Regions from separate parts of the Homo sapiens genome. Here regions 1 and 3 are each linked to region 2. The links are chromatin contacts, found by Hi-C or POLR2A ChIA-PET in ENCODE. All regions are on one chromosome and are shown on one strand. Each heading gives the region's core, a stretch centred on a gene start or an enhancer-like site at or near the end of the contact. The rest is flanking DNA. Distances are from core to core; before and after follow the strand shown.

Region 1 (4,318 bases), core at 75-2,574, 110 kb before region 2:
AAGAAAGTGTCTGGAATTCAATAGATTTAATACACTGTGTGTGTGTGCGTATACACATATAAATACATATTCAATAAATGGATACTAAACTCAGACTTCTGTTAAGAATAAATTAGACCCTCCAAAAAGTCATAAAAATGTATTAACTTGCCACCAATATGCTCTCCACATAATTATTTTAATTTGGTTTCACTGTATTTTTCTTTTCTTACATGAAAAGCTGAGCCAAGATAAATTCTGACTTTCACCCTTCAGTTGCAGCCATTTCCTCTGAAGTGATGTAAAGCAGTAAAAATCTACCAGCTAGATTCTCAGATAAAATGTACCCGATAAACAAGAAGAGGATACTAACAAAAAAGGAACATTTGTAGCACACACAAAAAAGAGCTCTTGGTGAAACCCTGTCTCTACTAAAAAAAAAAAAAAAAATACAAAAAATTAGCCAGGCGTGGTGGTGGGCACCTCTAGTCCCAGCTACGCGTGGGAGGCTGAGGCAGGAGAATGGCGTGAACCCGGGAGGCGGAGCTTGCAGTGAGGCGAGATCGCACCACTGCACTCCAGCCTGGGCGACAGAGCGAGACTCCGTCTCAAAACAAACAAACAAACAAAAAGCTCTGTTGAAATATAGTAGAAATTAAGACCCAATATAAGACTCTGAAGATAAAGTAGAGGAAATCTTCTGGAAGGTAGACCAAAAAGACAAAAGAGACAGTAAGAAAATAAGGTAACAGGATCATTCCTGTGGGTCTAACATCCAAATAGTAGATGTTCCAGAAAAGAATAGAAAAAATATAAGAAAGGAAGTCATCAATTAATATAAGAAAATTTCCTTACGAAGGACACAGCTGCCATACTGTAAAGGGCTGGCAAGTACCCTGCACAAGGAATGACTGTGGACCGACACTAGGTTACATCATAGATAAATACCAAAACATGGAGACAAAGATTTTACAAACTTCCAAAGACGGGGAAATTGGTCACAAACAGATCAGGAAACACAATGACTTCAGAGATTTTCAACTGCAACATTTAAACCAAGACAATGAAACAAGGCCTTCTTAACGAAAATAATCTCTAACCTCAAACTCTAGAACAAGACAAACTTACAATAAAGTATCGTAGAATAAAGACACTTCAAATATGCAACAACTCTGTTATCCACAAAGAGACCGTAAACCAAGAAACAGGAAGACAGAAAAACTGAAAAAGAAACAAAAAGAAAAAAACAAAAAAGCCCCTCACAGCAGAGGATGAACACAGAAATCAGTATGAAAGCAGTGCGCTGGATATAGAGGACAATCAGTCTAGATTGAAGAGATGGACATTCTGAGGATGGTCATCACCAAGATCCTGAGGGCAAAATGCTCATATATAAGCCTTCCCCACTGCTGGGACCAGCTAAGGACACTCATTTGAGCTGACAAAGGTGATGTGCTTTGACTCACTCCTGTGAAAAGAAGGTAGCTCTGGAATGAGACATCAATTTTGACAAAAGAAATTAAAAAAAAAAAAAAAGGATAAAAGAAGGTAGGTCATGGTGAGCCTAGAAGCAGAAAATACCAGAGCAGCTAACTCCCTCTGACCATATTCCTCCACATCTCCGGCACACGGTGAGCAATGGTTTCAGTGTGCCAGATGCCCTAACTCCAGTGTGAGCCCTAGGTTTCCCATAATCCACTCATGACTGTGCTCACAAGCTTCCCCAGGGAGGCTCTAAAAATTCACAGGGAAGCTGAATCCGGACTTGACCCTAAGATTCTGTTCAGCTCATCTTCTAGGAGCTGCATCTGAAAGTGACATTAGAAGGCTGGGTGCGGTGGCTCACGCTTGTAATCCCAGCACTTTGGGAGGCCGAAGAGTGTGGATCACAAGGTCAGGAGATCGAGACCAGCCTGGCTAACACAGTGACACCCCATCTCTACTAAAAATACAAAAAATTAGCCAGGTGTGGTGGTGAGGGGGCCCGTAGTCCCAGCTACTCGGGAGGCTGAGGCAGGAGAATGGCGTGAACCCAGGAGGCGGAGCTTGCAGTGAGCCGAGATCGCACCACTGCACTCCAACCTGGGTGACAGAGCAAGACTCCTCTCACCAAAAAAAAAAAAAAAAAAAAAGAGAGAAAGTGACATTAGAGTCCGTTGTTTACACTGCCCTGAAGTGTGTGCTTCCTAGTTTCATTTTTTTTAAAAACTAAACAATGCGTTATTTAGAGATATATGCACAGGAAATAAAATGACAAAGAAAAGTAAGGGAACAAATACATCAATCAGGATAGTGATTATTTTGTGGGGGGAGACGGGTTGAGGAAAAGAACTGTAAAGTTTTCTTTCTCTTTTTTTCTTTTTTTTTTTTTTGAGATAGCATCTTGCTCTGTGGTATGAACACGGCTCACTGCAGCCTTGATTTCCAGGACTCATTTTGAGATAGCATCTTGCTCTGTGGTATGAACACAGCTCACTGCAACCTTGATTTCCAGGACTCAAGGGATCCTCCTGCCTCAGCCTCCCAAGTAGCTGGGACTACAGGCCTGTATCACGACACCTGGCTAATTATTTTATTTTTTTGTAGAGATGGGGTCTCACTTTGTTGCCCGGGCTGGTCTGTAACTCCTGGGCTCAAGTAATCCTCCCTCCTTAACCTCTGAAAGTGCTGCAATTATAGGTGTGAGCCACCATACCTGGCCAACTGTGCAGGCAGTACTGTTCAACAGAAATATATAATGTGAATCACAAATGCAAGCCACATATGTAACTGTAAATTGTCTAGCAGGCATTTTTTTTTTTTTAAGAGACAGGGTCTCCCTCCTTCACCCAGGTTGGATTGCAGTGGCACCATCACAGCTCACTACAGCCTTGAACTCCTGGGCTCAAGCAAACCTCCCACTTCAGCCTCTCCAGGAGCTAGGACTACAGGCACACCCCACTATGCCCAGTCACTTAAAAAATGTTTTTATTTTTTAAGGATGGGGTCTCACTATGTTGACCAGGCTGGTCTCGGACTCCTGGCTTCATGCAATCTTCCCACCTTGGCCTCCCAAAGTGCTAGGATTACAGGCATGAGTAACTGCACTCGGCCTAGTAGGTATTTTTTAAAAAGTAAAAAGAGGTGAAATTAATTTTAATAATGTTACTTAACTCAAAACATCTAAAATTTTCAACATGGTATCAAGCAAGCAATATCTTGGGTCAGGCACAGTGGCTCACGCCTGCAATCCCAGCACTGCGGGAGGCTGAGGCAGGTGGATCACTTGAGCTCACAAGTTCGAGACCAGCCTGGGCAACATGGGAGGAGGGCTTGAGCCTGGGAGACAGAGGTTGCAGAGAGCTGAGATCGTGTCACGGCACTCCAGCTTGGGTGACAGAGCCAGAACTTGTCTCAAAATATATATATATATTCCTATTGCTATATATATGTATGCGTGTGTGTGTGTGTGTGTGTGTGTGTGTGTGTATACACATATATATATATGCCTGTAATCCCAGCTACTCAGGAGGCTGAGGCAGGAGAATAGCTTAAAACCCAGAAGGTGGAGGTTGCAGTGAGCCAAGATCACGCCACTGCGCTCCAGCCTGGGCAACAGAGCGAGACTCCAACTCAGAAAAAAAAAAACACAAAAAAAACACCAAAATCATATAATACATTTAACGTAGACTTGAAATAAGGCTCTCAGCTTAAACATTTTACCTATATATGTTGGTCATTTAGACATTTCTCACGTTTTACATAAACGTGGCAGGTTATGCTATTCATGATGACACTTAGAAAACTAATTTAGTTAAGTTGATAGAAATACATACAAAAACACACTGTGAAACAAACCCAGAAAAAATAATGAGTATAAAACTGGATCCATATATGTATGTGTGTGTGTACATATATATATATAGCAATATATTACATTATTTTGGATATATATTTTGGATATATATACATATATTTGGATCCATATATATATTACATTTTGGATCCATATAAATACATTACATTATTTTTGTTTTTCATACCAGGTTTCAAAATCTGGTTTGTGTTTTTTCACACATCACATGTGAATTCACACTAGCGACATTATAAGTGTTCAACAGCCACATGTGGATTGTATAATAGCTACCATACGGAACATCAGTCCTACTATACCTATGTTCCTTTTATTATTATTCCTAAAATGTACATGTTTTTATCTATTCTTTGTAAGACACATCTAACAAATGAAAAATAACTTAAAAGAATTCCTAAAAGGAAAATGCATCAAGTACAGTAGTCCCCGCTTAGCCACAGTTTTGCTCTCCATGATTTCAGTTACTCACAGTCAATCACGGTCCAA
Region 2 (4,533 bases), core at 339-2,838:
TCTATGTTGCCCAGGCTGGCCTCCAACTCCTGGGATCAAGCGATTCTCCCCCTTGGCCTTCCAAAATGCTGGGATTAAAGGAGTGAGCCAATCGCACCCAGCCACTGCGGCCTCTTAGATCTGCTTTAGGATTTGGAGCCTGGGGGCTTCTGTTCCCCAAGGACCACTAACCTTGTCTGAGGCCCCTTTGGAGGGCTCAGCGCGCCCCCTTGGCCAAGGACGCCACACATTGAGAGCCAGCTGCTGCCAGAAGCTATTACTGTTATTACCGGCCGGCAGCACAGGCTACAGCCACAATCGTAAGAGGGAAATGGACTGAATCCCCACACCCCAATCCCTCACTCACTCCGACCCGAGGCTGTCTACCCGGCCTGGCATGTCCCGGCGCTCCTGGGGCCCCTGTACTCCGCTGGTTCCTCGCTGTGGTGTCCCGCAGCCCGACCATTTCTGTGCTTCTAGGAGCCCACCCTGGGCGGCAGGGAGGCGTTGCGTGGGGCTCACGAGTTCCACGCTGTCATCTCCACCAGCTCCTACCTCCCAGGCGCCTGCCCTCCCGCACTGTCAGGTTCTGCCTCCGCAGCATTTGGCAGATCTGAGCCCGGTCCCTGTCACCCCTCCGCGGGAGCCTCATAGTGACCCTGGAGGAGAAGCAGCAGGAGCCCACAGGCCACCGCGCTCGGCCGCGCGTGAAGTCTGTGCAGCCGCATGGTCGGCTCGCTGGTCTCGGTTCTCTGCCGACGGACACGCTGCTGTTCACCCAGAGGCTGCCCCGGGTCGGTCCAGCCGTGGATCCAGTGCCTTGCCCAGCCTCGGAGTTTGGACTGGGCAGGGAGTCGGCGGGGTGCGCTGACTTGGGCCGGGAAAGGTGGGTTGGTAGGAGAGCAGGACTGAACAGTCATAGGTGGGTGGGGATCTAGTGGTAGGCAGGCCCGGGCACGGCCACTTCCCTTCTGCCCGGGCCCCTTTGGCATCCTCAGAAGGGGCTGCGCGGCTTCTGTAGTCCTCCGCGATCCAGAGAATCCTCTCCTCAAACCTGTCGTTGTCCACAGGCCCGATGAGCGCGCTGGGGGATCGATAGGAGGGGGCAATAAACTAGAATTGGAGATCCCAAGAGGGCTTCTCTGAGGAGGTGCACGTTCAGGATCCCCACAGTTGGAGAAATGGGAAGGAACTTGATCGGGGTGAAGGAACCGCTTGAGCAAAGGCAGGGAGGCGTGACGGCGCCCTTCATTCTGGAAGCTCCTCCTTGCTTTCAGGACTCAGTTTCCTGGGTTCCCCTTCACGGCCCCTCATCTCCTTACAGTCCAGGGTCTGAGGGTCTCCGCGGTCCCCTCCCTACTCAGTCACGCCATTCTTTTGAAACGTACACGTGACCGCGGCACTTCTTAAGGAGCGCCCCCCTTTTCCTCGGTGGCTTTCAGTTTCCTCACCTCCCGCGGAGACCAGGGCCATGGTCATTTATCCTCTTGACGAACATTTCACGAGCGCCTGCCGCTCCGAGCGATGGGGACCCGGCACTCCCAGGCCTCTGTTGCAGCAGGGGAGGCAGGCGCGTCACCTGGAGGTCCCGAGACACTGGGAGCCCTGCCAGGCCAGAGGCGACCAACTGGTCTGGGAACGGGAGTGTACTATGGTCCTGTAACTATGGGCCTTACAGTGTCTGAAGCCCGGAGGTGGAGGCTGCAGTGATCTGTGATTGCACTACTGCATTCTAGCCTGGGTGACAGGACTAGACCTTGTCTCAAAAAAAAAAGGGGGAGCAGGGGGTAAATTGTAAGTTATTTCACAATAAAGCTGTTAAAAAAAGAACTATTAAGTCTAAACAGTAATCCTGGGAACTGACTTTGGGAAGGTATATTGTACATCTGCAGAACTGAAAAACATACAGAGGCATGCATGCAGCTGGTGCACAATAAACGCTTTCAGAATGTAGTGGGAACATTATGCACCAATCAGTGTTCATTGAAAGGAAAGTCTCCTCCCTCTCTCAAGTTCAAGTCATTCCAGGCTTAATATTATCCTTGTCTGCCACCTGGTGGCCAAAATGGGCAATGTGGGTGTCCTGGTCTTTCACCCCAAACTTCAAAAGGCTCTGTAATTGGACTTACGGGCCCTGGCTGGAAAGAAGGGAGACTTTCCCCATGGAAAACGGGTGCCCTGAGAGGCAAGTTGATCAGCAGTAGGGGCATAAGGGGATTATTAGGGTTTATGGGACAGAAATATAGCCTCTTAATGACAGAGAGAATATACTTTGGTGAAACCAAGAGGCCGATTGAACACAATTGGCCACCTTTGCACACTGAGATAAAATATGAGGTTTTTTGCAGAGCGGGGAAGGAGAAAAGTCTAGGGACAACAATGAGGTAAGTAGGAAAAGTAATCGTGTGGACACACATGGTGAATTTGGGGATGCTCAGGGGGTTGAAAGGTTGGCAGGGAAATTCTGAAACGTGAGAGGACATTTCCCTGGATGGAGAGGCCCCTGGTAGCCAGCGGACAGGAATCTCTTAGCAGGTGTGCTAATATCCTGTGAGTATGGGCCTTACAGTGTCTGTAGAACCACTGAGAAGAAGAGCAACCTTCAGGAGACGGGCGACTGAGGAAGCAGCTTGGCTTTCCTGGCCACTGTGCAGGAGGCCCAGGCTCAGGGGCCTATGGACAAGCCCGGTCTGGCTTCTGACAAAAGTGGGGTTAGGCACCTCTGCAGGACATCGATAGTTGGGTGGGTGGCTTGTTTTATTTTTTATTTTTGAGATAATGTCTCGTGCTGTCGCCCAGGCTGGAGTATAGTGCTGTGATCTCAGCTCACTGCAACCTCTGCCTCCCAGGTTCAAGTGATTCTCTTACCTTAGCCTCCTGAGTAGCTGGGATTACAGACACCTGCCACCACACCCGTCTAATTTTTGTATTTTAGTAGAGATGGGGTTTCACTATGTTGGCCAGGCTGGTCTTGAACTCCTGACCTCAGGTCATACCCCACCTTGGCCTCCCAAAGTGCTGGGATTACAGGTGTGAGCCACCGCACCTGGCCTGAGGTTGCCATCTATTAACCAGAGAACAAGTCCTTGCCAGACACCAAATCTGCTGGCACCTTGATCCTCGATGTCCAAGCCTCGAGAACTGTAAGCAATACATTTCTGTCATTATAAGGCACCCAGTTTATAATATTAACCTGTAGTATTTTAAGTTTTATATCAGTATTGGAAGCCCTATTTTTTTGAGGCAGGGTCTTGCTGTGTTGCCCAGGCTGGAGTGTAGTGGTGCAATCACGACTCACTGCAGCTCTGACCTCCCAGGCTCAAGTGATCTGCCCGCCTCAGCCTCCTGAGTAACTGAGACTATAGGTGTGTGCCACCACATCCAAATAATTTTTCTATTTTTTTGTAGAGATGACATTTCTCCATGCTGCCTAGGCTGGTCTGGAACTCCTGGGCTCAAGTTCAGGAGTCCCACCTCGGCCTCCAATAGTGCTGGGATTACAGGCATGAGCCACTGCACCCGGCCTAACCGGTAATATTTATTTATTTGTTTATTTATTTATTTACTTATTTTTGAGGTAGGGTCTCTGTCGCCCAGACTGGAGTGCAGTGGTGCAATCTCAGCTCACTGCAACTTCTACCTCCTGGGTTCATGTTATACTCGTGTCTCAGCCTCCCGAGTAGCTGATATTCTAGGTGTGCACCACAGAGCCTGGCTAATTTTTGTCTTTTTAGTAGAGACAGCGTTTCACCATGTTGGCCAGGCTGGTCTCAAACTCCTGGGGTCAAGTGATCCACCCACCTCGGCCTCCCAAAGTGTTGTGATGATGGGTGTGGGCCACTGCACCGGGTCTAATCGGTAGTATTTTTGCTATAGCAACTGAATGGACTAAAACACTAGGAATTCCAGTAACCAGGTTTCCTATTGGCCACTCACAGATTTTTTTTGTTTTTTGTTTTTGTTTCTTTGTTTGTTTGTTTGAGACTGAGTCTCGTCCTGTGGCCCAGGCAGGAGTGCCGTGGTGCAATCTCATCTCACTGCAACCTCTGCCTCCCGGGTTCAAGGGATTCTCCTGCCTCAGCCTCCCTAGTAGCTGGGACTACAGGCGTGTGCCACTGCACCAGGCTAATTTTTTGTACTTTTAGTAGAGACGGAGTTTCACCATGCTAGCCAGGATGGTCTCGATCTCCTGATGTGGTGATCCGCCTACCTTGGCCTCCCAAAATGCTGGGATTACAGGTGTGAGCCACCGCACCCGGCCTGGCCACTCACAGATGTAAGAGCACTTGGGGCTTGGGGAGAGGCAGACAGAGGCTTTTTTTAGAATTTATTTTTATTCTTTCAGACCTCTCAGGGATGAACGGACATAGGCTTCTAACACTTAGGTGTGGGCAACATTCTTCGAAGCACCTCCCTCAAAGTGGAAAAGGCCTGGGGGCTCAGACGAGAGAAGAGAGAAGGCAGGGAGAAGGTGGAGGTGAGGAAGGGAGGAGGGGGCCCAGGGCTCAGTGGGGTGTTGGGGAGGGTGGGATTCCACCGGGGTTTGCCCATCCA
Region 3 (4,009 bases), core at 88-2,587, 120 kb after region 2:
GAAGGAGTCTTCGTCTCCCTCACAGATGGTCACCTTGTCTTCAGCACCACCACCCCCCTCCCAATTGTTCTCATGGGGTAACCTCCTTCCTTGGCCTCCCATCCCCACAGGACAGCCGTTCTCTTCCTGAAAGGAGGGTCTTTTCAGGAAGTGGAGGACTTTAAATTCCTCCTTGGATCTATGTTCACAGTCTTCAGAACCCAGCCTGTCCCAACTGTCTCTCAAACCTTCTCAACCACTCCCTATCCTTCACCTGACCAAACTTACTCTAGCACCTACAGCTTGCTATGCCTTCTTTGCTTCCTAGAGATGGCACCTGCTGTTCCTTATGCTTAAAACACCCTTCCAGCTGGGCACAGTGGATCATGCCTATAATCTCAGCACATTGGGAGGCCAAGGCGGGCAGATCGCTTGAGCCCAGGAGTTTGAGACCAGCCTGGGCCATGACGAAACCCCATCTCTACAAAAAATGTACAAAAATTAGCCAGGTGTGGTGGTGCATGCCTGTAGTCCCAGCTACTTGGGAGGCTGAGGTGAGAGGATTGCTGCCTGGGAGGTTGAAGCTGCAGTGAATTGAGATCACACCACCGAACTCCAGTCTGAGCAATAGAGAGAGACCCTGTCTCAAACAAAACAAAACAAAACAAAACAAAACACTCCTCCATCTCCAAACCACATGAAACATTCTTGGAGAGGGGGACTGGGGAGGTTCTTCTGTGCACCCCTGAGCACCCTGCTTCCCTCTATCTAGAGGAAGGCCACATTGTCTGGTAAGTGCTTGTTTGCTGTCCCTCTTCCTTCATGAGACTAAACTCTCCAAGAACAGAGCCCTGGACTTGTCTGCATCTGCAGCAGGGAGCCCCTAGCTTTGTGATTCAAAATAGGCTTGTGGGCTTTTCATGAGAGGAAGAAATGGGTGAAAAATAATGATCATCAAAATGAAAGTTATTATTCATGCAAGATTTGGGGGGAGTCTGGCCTCCTGTATTCAAAATCTCATTTAAGGTCAAAAGACACTTGGGACCCATTTATCCCCACTGCACAGGTGAGCACACTGAGGATTTGAGAGGTAAAGAGTAGATCTCACAGCCAGTTAAGTGGTCGAAATACAAGTATGCCTGATTCCAATGCCCCAGTCGCCCCCAATTACTGCATGGACAGAGGGCAAATTGGCAGGCTAGCGGGTCTGCCTTTCTGGCCGATGGGGACCAAGAGCCCCAGACCCGCTCGGGTACCAGGGCCGCTTAGGCCCCGGCGTACCGGCGACGCGTGCGCAGTGCAGTGCGGCGCCCCCTGCAGGCAGCGCGCAGGAGACGGTAGCGGCGAAGGGGCGCTCAGTGCGCCTGCGCGCTTGTGGAGCTGGTGGCGGCGCTCCGCAGGGGCTCGGCTGTTTTCCGCGCGGCAGGCGCGGCCATGGCGCAGCTGGGAAAGCTGCTCAAGGAGCAGAAGTACGACCGGCAGCTGAGGTGAGCCGAGGCTCACCGAGCCGAGGGCGGGCCGGCGGGCTTTCCAGCATTCGGGCCGGGCCTAAGGGCGCGGGCGGCGCGGTCGGGCCTTCCTCAGGCCTTCTTCCAGGCTGGGCCGGGCCGTGCGGGGCGCGGGAAGCCGGCGCTCGGAGCTCCCGCCCTGGGCCAAAGGTGCTCCGCGAGGGCTGGGACCCCTTCCCCCGCCACGCGGTGTGCAGTTCGGGGGACGGGGTCCCCAGCGCCAGCCGGGTAGCTAAGGCGGCTGCCGGCCCCGTTGCGCCCAGGCTCCTCGTTTTCCGAATGGGGAGGCCCGGGGCGCACCGCATCCCGGCCGCGAGGGCGGCACAGAGGGTTAGGTTTTGTTCTCAGCCAGCGCTGTCCAATGGAAATAAAATGCTAGTCTCATGTGAGCCGCAAATGTAATTATAAATTTTCTAGTAACCACACTAAAGGTAAAATGAAACAGATGAAATTGATTTTTAAATACAATTTAACCCAATATGTCCAAAACATTACTATTTCAACACAATATAAAAAGTTCTTGAGATATTTTACTTAAATTTTTATTTTTATTTTTATTTTTGTTTTTGTAGAAACGAGGTTTTTGCCACCTTTCCCCAAGCTGGTCATGAGTATTTTCCTTTTTAAAACTGTCTTGGAGGACCGGCACGGTGGCTCACGCCTGTAATCCCAGCACTTTGGGAGGCCGAAGCGGGCGGATCACCTGAGGTCAGGAGTTCGAGACCAGCCTGGGCAACATGGTGAAACCCTGTTTCTATTTAAAAATTCAGAAATTAGCTGGGCGTGGTGGTGCGCGCCTGTAATCCCAGTTACTCTGGAGGCTGAGGCTGGAGAATCGGTTGAATCCAGGAGGTGTAGGTTTCAGGGAGCCGAGATCGTGCCACTGCACTCCAGCCTGGGTGACAGAGCGAGACTCCGTCAAAAAAGCCCCCCCAAAACTATCGTATAAATATTGTATTTTACACTTACCAGCACATCTCAGTTAACACTAGCCTCATTGCTTGTGCTCAGTAGTACATGTGGCTAGCAGCTACCTTAATGGACAGTGCAGGCCTAAGCCATCAGGAGGGTCCTTGGGTACTTCCCCACCCTTGCCTTTTCTCCTTGCACTACCCATTCCTTATTTATTGAGCGTCTTCTGTGTCTTGAGGCTGTGGAGATAACAAAGCTGCTCAGCTTTCCTCCTTCCTGGAGCCTCTGAGACAACAGAAGTTATATGTCCCCAAGGACTGGAGCTTCTGTTTGCGCCACCAGCCTAGTGCTGTAGTAGAGGCTTTAGGCACTTAGTTCTGAGAGTACCCTTGAAAGCAACCATTTCCTGTGCTTTACAGTTGGAGAAACAGAGTCTTGGAGAAGTTAGGTAATTTGCCCAGAGTTCCCCATATCTTTGAGCCAGGATGTAAACTAAGGCTCTTCTGGCTTTTTCGGAGGTACTCAGTTACATCCTGCTTCCAAGCTTTTCGGAGAAGAAACAGGGTAACAGTCCTTATAACCAACTTAGGTTTTCTTGTAAATTCTTGGAGTTCTTGTGTTTCTAATGCAGGTATAACTGTACATGACAGAGCTGAGAAGATAGTTGAGGTTACTAAGCAACTCTAACAAAAGAGGGTTTTTGCTGAGGGCATTCCATTTAAGTCCCAAACTTTACTTTCATAGTGAGAACTGGTTTTGAAGTGTCAAAGGGAAGCAGTTAGAAGCAAAATGCAGCAGTCAATAAGCCCCTCCTTACTTCACGTTAGTTGGGCCAGCAAGATAGTAGAGAGGACTGATTCATTTGGCCTATTCTTGAAACATGTTACTTAGAGACACACCAGGATTCTTTTTTTTTTTTTTTTCAGGGACAAGGTCTCACTTTGTGACCCAGGCTAGAGTGCAGTGGCTAGAGTGCAGTGGCAAGAACACTGCTCACTGCAGCCTCAACTTCCTGGGCTCTAACGATCCTCCTGCCTCAGCCTCTTGAGTAGCTGGGACTACAGGCATGTGCCACCATGCTTAGCTAACTGTTTTAGAGATGGGGGTTTGCCCAGGCTGGTCTCGTACCTCTGCACTCAAGTGATCCTCCTGCCTCAGCCTCCCAAAGTGCTAGGATTACAGGCATGAGCCACAGTGCCTGGCCTCAGTATTCTTTTTGTTTTATTTTTGAGGTGGGTCTCAGTATGTTACCCAGGCTGGAGTGCAGTGGCTGTTCGCAGGTATGATTATTGGCACACCACAGCCTTGATCTCCTGGGCTGGAGTGATCCTCCTGCCTCAGTCTCCCAAGCAGCTGGGACTACAGGCACACACACTATCTCACCCTGCTTGAGATGCACCAGTATTTTTTTTTTTTTTTTTTTGAGACGGAGTCTCACTGTGTTGCGCAGGCTGGAGTGCAGTGGCGCGGTCTTGGCTCACTGCAATCTCCGCCTCCTGCGTTCATGCGATTCTCATGCCTCAGCCTCCCTAGTAGCTGGGATTATAGGTGCGTGCCACTGTGCCTGGTTAATTTTTGTATTTTTAGTAGAGACGGGGTTTCACTATGTT

Evidence for each region. A loop is a pair of places that touch in the nucleus more often than their neighbours do. ChIA-PET counts read pairs that join two places held with the same protein, here RNA polymerase II (POLR2A). Pooled maps may share reads with other maps.
Region 1: a loop to region 2 is called in a pooled map, with 2.2 times the contacts of the local background. The contact joins two enhancer-like sites. A Hi-C loop is called at or near these places in 1 of 168 maps with a recorded cell type or tissue (endothelial cell of hepatic sinusoid) and 4 of 50 pooled maps. POLR2A ChIA-PET finds 5 or more read pairs at or near these places in 7 of 52 experiments (A673, MCF 10A, activated B cell and 3 more).
Region 3: a pooled map shows a loop between it and region 2 (4-fold over the local background). The contact joins the promoter of NAE1 here to the enhancer-like site in region 2. A Hi-C loop is called at or near these places in 1 of 168 maps with a recorded cell type or tissue (CD8-positive, alpha-beta T cell) and 11 of 50 pooled maps. POLR2A ChIA-PET finds 5 or more read pairs at or near these places in 7 of 52 experiments (CD4-positive, alpha-beta T cell, CD4-positive, alpha-beta memory T cell, CD8-positive, alpha-beta memory T cell and 4 more).

Annotation. Positions count from the first base shown.
Region 1 is chr16:67,051,042-67,055,359 of GRCh38, reverse strand. All of the region lies in intron 3 of CBFB (core-binding factor subunit beta), which reads right to left. Among named protein-coding and RNA genes, the nearest start is that of CBFB, 24 kb to the right of the region's middle. Within about 2 kb of position 1,324, at least 4 of the 41 ENCODE cell types and tissues checked have a DNase peak (open chromatin) inside an H3K27ac peak, as active enhancers do.
Region 2 is chr16:66,944,858-66,949,390 of GRCh38, reverse strand. LOC107984881 (a long non-coding RNA gene) reads left to right here. Exons shown (of 4, transcript XR_007065090.1): 4 at 460-511. CES2 (carboxylesterase 2) reads right to left here. Exons shown (of 12, transcript NM_001365405.1): 12 at 4,295-4,533. Among named protein-coding and RNA genes, the nearest start is that of CES2, 12 kb to the right of the region's middle. Within about 2 kb of position 1,588, at least 7 of the 41 ENCODE cell types and tissues checked have a DNase peak (open chromatin) inside an H3K27ac peak, as active enhancers do.
Region 3 is chr16:66,828,304-66,832,312 of GRCh38, reverse strand. It overlaps NAE1 (NEDD8 activating enzyme E1 subunit 1), which reads left to right and starts at 1,337. Exons shown (of 20, transcript NM_003905.4): 1 at 1,337-1,466. The coding sequence starts at 1,414. RefSeq lists silencers at 1,377-1,601, 1,583-1,642, 1,653-1,862 and an enhancer at 1,113-1,613.